2 separate regions of the Homo sapiens genome follow, and region 1 is linked to region 2. The links are chromatin contacts, found by Hi-C in ENCODE. All regions are on one chromosome and are shown on one strand. Each heading gives the region's core, a stretch centred on a gene start or an enhancer-like site at or near the end of the contact. The rest is flanking DNA. Distances are from core to core; before and after follow the strand shown.

Region 1 (2,700 bases), core at 46-2,545, 570 kb after region 2:
AACTGATTGCCTTTGTCTCTTCCCTTTAATCTGACAGGCCTTCAAGCACTTAGTAAGTGCATAGCAAATTCTCAAAGAACTAGCTAAATATCATTTTGGTCAACAAGAAATGATTTGGCAAGTTTTATATCCAAAAACTTTATTTTTTGGAATCACTGCATATTCCAATTTTATCTTCATAAATATGTTTCAGAAATAAAATACTACTGCACTCATCTTTACAGAGCACCTAGAACTTTAAGGCACAGTAGGATGTATACTTGCCAGCCAAAATCTCATAACTACAATGACAAGTACTTCAGGAAAAGACTGAGCAATCTTTTCATTTACAGAAGGTTTTTAATTCAAGGCAGGCAAATTTTAAGAACAGTAATACAAAAGGAAGGCCAATACTCATCACTTTTTCTTTTTACACAAAATTGAAATAACTACGTTTCCTTAGAAGACAGCTTTACTTCTAAGGTTGTTACTCAGAACAAGTTTTCAGTGTGAATTATAAAACTTCATTTTTTTCTAATAGTAAATGAATCATTCTAGTCTTTCTTCCTCTATTTAATATTCACTTTTACTTGTTATCTAAATAATCTAATATTCATTTTTACTTATTATCTAAATAACAATTCATTTAAATTTCCATTGGGTTTCCAAAATGAAACATTTAATATAATTTCATTAACTTTAAAAAACAGAGAGGGAGAAAAAAATAAATAAATAACAGTCAATGAGCAACACCTATGGCTGAGTTGTCCCAAAACTTCACCCTTAGCTAAAATGCCAAAACAAAGCCACTGCCCCTGGATATTTAACATCTATATCACACAGGAATAATACGGTTTACTTAACTGTAACTTCAACTACCCCAAAAAATACAATTAGGTTTTTTAAATTAAAATTTGACCTTAGTTTGCTTTGTGGTACTTAAAAACAAATAAACAAACAAAAAACCTCTTTTATTCTTAAATTACATAGAAAAAAAATCACAAAGACATACAAAATGCTTTAGCAAGAAGATCTAAAACTTTCCAGAATTTCAGTGCTTTGTTTCCCCCTAGCAATTAAGTTCAATCAGGCATGTGACTGACCACACACATTTTATCAGAGGGTTAAAGAACACATTCAGCCATGTTCTTCAACAGGTAAGAACCACCCTCTGTTTATCAGCTCAAGAAAAAGCCAGAAGCAAACATACAAAATTGTAACAAGTTACCTTCAAGTATTCTTTCTCTATCGTCTTTTGAGCTTGAAAATAAAAAGCAATCCGACAAGTTTTAGCTGTTAAAATGGCTCCTGTAGATTGGGGAAGTGGTGTCTGTGCTTCAGCTTATGAGTCATACATGAAACCAAGTGTTTCTAAGGGAGGCACGCCCATGTTGCTGTGGACCCAATTATTCTGCTAGGTCAAACATGCAAATCTGCAGGTAAAAACGGTATAGGAAAGTGGGGATGAAGAGGCAAGGAGCAAGATCTACCTTGATTAGACCATTACTAAGCTCATATTAATTGCCATAATTTAAAACTAACAATAAAATAGAGTAAGAACCTACAAGGGAGCAAAATTAAAAACTATATATTGTTTTAAAATATAAAAATCTCAATTTTTAAAAGTTGCTTTACTATATCAAATAAAACTGTGAAAGGAAAAAAGTATGAAAGGGGATGGAAGGGAGATAGCAAACTCTGTGGCTCTTAATGTAACAATGGACTGGTGAGTGTAATCTGGCTACTCATTAACCCTCATATGAAAGAGATATATTGCTATGTAGTCTGGAAAGGCTAGCAAACTACAAAGCCAGATGCAGATCTGTAAGTTCACTAAACAGATAAAATCCACTAGAAAATTCAAAGTTCAGTGGAAAAATAAGTGTGAATTAAACTGGTTTACAGAATTTTTAAAAACCCACACTCCAATGTTAGGAATTTAAAGTCCAACAAAGCAAAATGATTTTAAATAAACTGCAAGCTTGATAAAACCCTTTTAAAAAAGTATTGGTACGATCATAGTTCATAACTCTACTACTTCCAAATGATAGCTACAGTTTGACTTACCTTTCAAGCAAAATTTTCTACATGTATTTCAAGCCTCTTGTGCCAGGCACCCTGCTACAGCTCCACTGCAATTGTGGCAAGGCCAACCTAAGGGGACAACTGTGGCCAGTGAAGCTCTGCCTTCCAAGTCAGAATACATCTGACAAAGTGCCCAAGCCACTGAAATATTACTACACCTACTTATTCTGGCCTCTGGGTGAATACTTATTAATTTATTCTAAGAGCTTAAATTAATCAAAATGGCTTGAAAGCACTAAGTACTTCCAAAGCGCTTGAAATGATAAATGCAACTCAATAGATAGCCTTCGTCCTGGTATCTTACAAAAAGTAAATAGGATTTAGCAAGGTTTTCTCCCTTTAGTTAATTAGTTGGGAGTTTATTCTGGCTTACCAGAGGCATAGTTGAGAGCACAAGCTGTCACTGACTTAGGAACTTTACAAAATGCTGCAAAACAGCAATGATTGTGAACCAACTTTCTGCCTGCTGTCTATTTATTCCTTACACTGAAGATTGCTTGGTTTATCCTTTTACTGAAAAATAATCTCCATGGTTTTACAAACTGTTAATTAAAAATTTATTAAAAAGAAATATAGACCATGTTTTCTCCTGTCAAATGTCATATTTAGCTTACTTTAGTTCACTTACACAAAATG
Region 2 (2,829 bases), core at 329-2,828:
GCTGAAAATTTTGCTTTTGGCACCCTCAGTGAGAGCACGTTTAAATAATCTCTCATTAGTTGAAGCCTGAAACCATCAGGAAAAAAGCAGATTTTTGATAAAAATCCAATAATTAAACCTTGACACAGGCTCAGAAATTCCCAGGCCCAAGCCCTCTGTGTTTTATAACATTATTTCACGATGTGAAAGATACCATCTGAATAAATGCCTTCTGCTTCTACACTTTAACTTTTTGTCACTGATAAGTTCATTCAAAAAGCACAACAACTCTCTAAAGGTTGACTCTAATAATAAATGGATCTCTTTTCTCTTATCTCTTCTCCCCGTGTAATTGTGTGCTTCATTCTCGAGCTGTCTTCAACATGAATAACTCTACTTACTTCAGCAAAGGTCCCCAAACATCACTCCAGGAGGCTGGAGAAAGGTCATAAGTACCCTTCATTCCCAGACACTAATTTTTCTTTTCTTTCATATTAAAGAAAAAAAAAATCCCAGCTCGGGATTGTTCAGCCTCCAGATAAGAAGAAAAAAAGTGACTATTCATTACACATATCTAAATTTGGACTATAAATTTAATAATTGTAATGTTGTTTTTATTTTTAAGCTTTTTCTTGTCTGGGTCTAAATCCTAGGAGTGAGTTTGATATTTCAAATCCCTCAATTTCTAAAATCTCTACTGTCTTATTCCAAATCAAGTGTTCAAGTTAATTATATCCCCTAGCTCCCATTAAACAGGAGAAATTCTTCAGAGAGAGTGTTATTTGAATAAAACTTCTTGGAATTGTTTAGTTGGAAGTATTGTCCTGGGCCCCGTGAGAAGAGGCACATGCATGTTAGGAAATGTGGCTGTCCAGAGCTTATGTAATTATTCAGTAATCTGTATACCACATTACCAAAATGCCATATCTGCCTCAAAGGCTAACATGTGAAAGTTTAATCAGCACAGAAAATGGACTTTAAAAATTTCAACATAGATTCTGAGCAAGGTGAAGGGGACTGTGAAGACAGTGAATTCTAGATTCCTTCAACACTCCCATATGGGAAATCGAGTGGGATGGAGAAGACCTCATTTCAAAAGGAACGTTGTACATTTACTCACTGTTAAATATAAGGGCAGTTACTTCTATTCAAACTCAACAAAAGTTAAGTGTTTCTTGCCTTTAATCAATGAAATATATAAAAATAGAGATTTAGAGTTGCAGAACTTCAAGTGACAGAGACCACGGGGCATTGAGTTCAGAAGCCACTTCTGGGCCAGACGTCCCATCCCAGTGTCCCTGGGTGTGACCCCTGCTCTTCTGTGTAAATCCCTCCGGGAAAGATGACCTGACTCCACACTTGGACCCAGCCTGGCCCAGTGTGGGCATCACCTCTGGCCAGGAGAAGACTTAAGTGGTATAAACGGGGTGAGGGGCTCATCATAGAAGCTGTGGGGCAGGCCATGTGCAGTGGCTCACACCTGTAATCCCAGATTACAGGCTCATGAGGGCTGGTTACGTTTTCACTGATCCTGTTTAGACTTTGAGGAGAAAGGCATGCTTCACCAAGCACTACCTTGTGAGCAGCTGGGGGGAAGCCCTGACAAGTCTCACTTCCTTCCAGCAACAACTCTCCCACATTGTTCTCGCCATTGTCTACGCTTCCCCGTTGTTAGTCATTCTGTGAGTCAAGAGCTGGCCTCGGCCAGCTGCAGGCACGCTTGGCTGCCCCGCTGCATGAGGGGCCAATGTCACTCCCTCCCGGGCTCTACGAGGCCAGGTCTGCAGCCAGCAAGCCACAAGGGACCTCCCGAGCCACCTGTTATTGTGACCATGCGTGGCCCAGTTTGTTTTGATTAGAGCGTTCCAAAGAGGAAATAAAGCCTATATTTATATTTTTATTTTAAAAAGGCAGGGCCACTTGGGAGGCCAAGGCTGGTGGATCACCTGAGGTCAGGAGTTTGAGACCAGCCTGGCCATCATGGTGAAACCCCGTCTCTACTAAAAATAAAATAAAAAATTAGCCGGGCATGGTGGTGGGTGCCTGTAATCCCAGCTACTGGGGAGGCTTAAGCAGGAGAATCACTTGAACCCAGAAACTGAGGTTGCAGTGAGCCAAGATCACGCCACTGCACTCCAGCCTGGGTGACAGAACAAAACTCCGTCTCAGAAAAAAAAAAAAAGAGAAAGAAAGAAAGAAAGAAAGAAAGAAAGAAAGAAAGAAAGAAAGAAAGAAAGAAAGAAAGAAAGAAAGAAAAAAGGTAGGGCCACTTGCCCAGTGCCCTCTTGAATATTTGGAATTCACAGACCTCTTCCTCAAACCCATGGAGATTTGCATGAAGAGCACTTTGCCCATAGTAATGTGATCTCCCAGTTAAGGGAGGCAAAATATTGAGTTGGTTGGCAGCTTTTCCCAAGTTCCTCCATCAGCTGGGAGGGAATGATCTAAGAGGAACAGTGGGTAATTCAAATACCTTAGGGTATTCTACATAATGGAAGAGAAGAGAAAAACCAAACAAACTTTTGTGAGCACATGTAACACAGACATTCCAGGGCATTCATGAGTGGTGACGTTATGGGTTGAAGTGTGTCCCCGCCAAAAACATATGCTGGATGGAGTACTATCTCCCAGTACCTCAGAATGTGATCTTATTTGGAGATAAGATCTTTACAGAGGAAATCATTAGGGTAGGACCTAGTCCAATATGACCAGTGTCCTTATAAAAAAGGGAAATTTGGAAACACAGGGAGAACATCCTGTGAAGATGAGGGCAGAGATCTACAAGCCAAGAAATGCCAAAAATTGCAGCAAATCCCCAGGAGCTGGGAAAGAGGCATGGAACCGATTCTT

The links. Hi-C counts contacts between places; a loop is a spot of excess contacts on that map. Pooled maps may share reads with other maps.
Region 1: a loop to region 2 is called in a pooled map, with 4 times the contacts of the local background. The contact joins the promoter of ELF1 here to the enhancer-like site in region 2. A Hi-C loop is called at or near these places in 4 of 37 single-sample maps with no recorded cell type and 2 of 50 pooled maps.

What each region holds. Positions count from the first base shown.
Region 1 is chr13:41,018,021-41,020,720 of GRCh38, forward strand. ELF1 (E74 like ETS transcription factor 1) reads right to left here and starts at 1,296. Exons shown (of 9, transcript NM_172373.4): 1 at 1,208-1,296. RefSeq lists an enhancer at 1,181-1,290.
Region 2 is chr13:40,444,058-40,446,886 of GRCh38, forward strand. The region is part of intron 6 of LINC00598 (long intergenic non-protein coding RNA 598); the gene reads right to left. Among named protein-coding and RNA genes, the nearest start is that of LINC00598, 36 kb to the right of the region's middle. RefSeq lists enhancers at 1,494-1,793, 1,603-2,208. Within about 2 kb of position 1,579, at least 13 of the 41 ENCODE cell types and tissues checked have a DNase peak (open chromatin) inside an H3K27ac peak, as active enhancers do.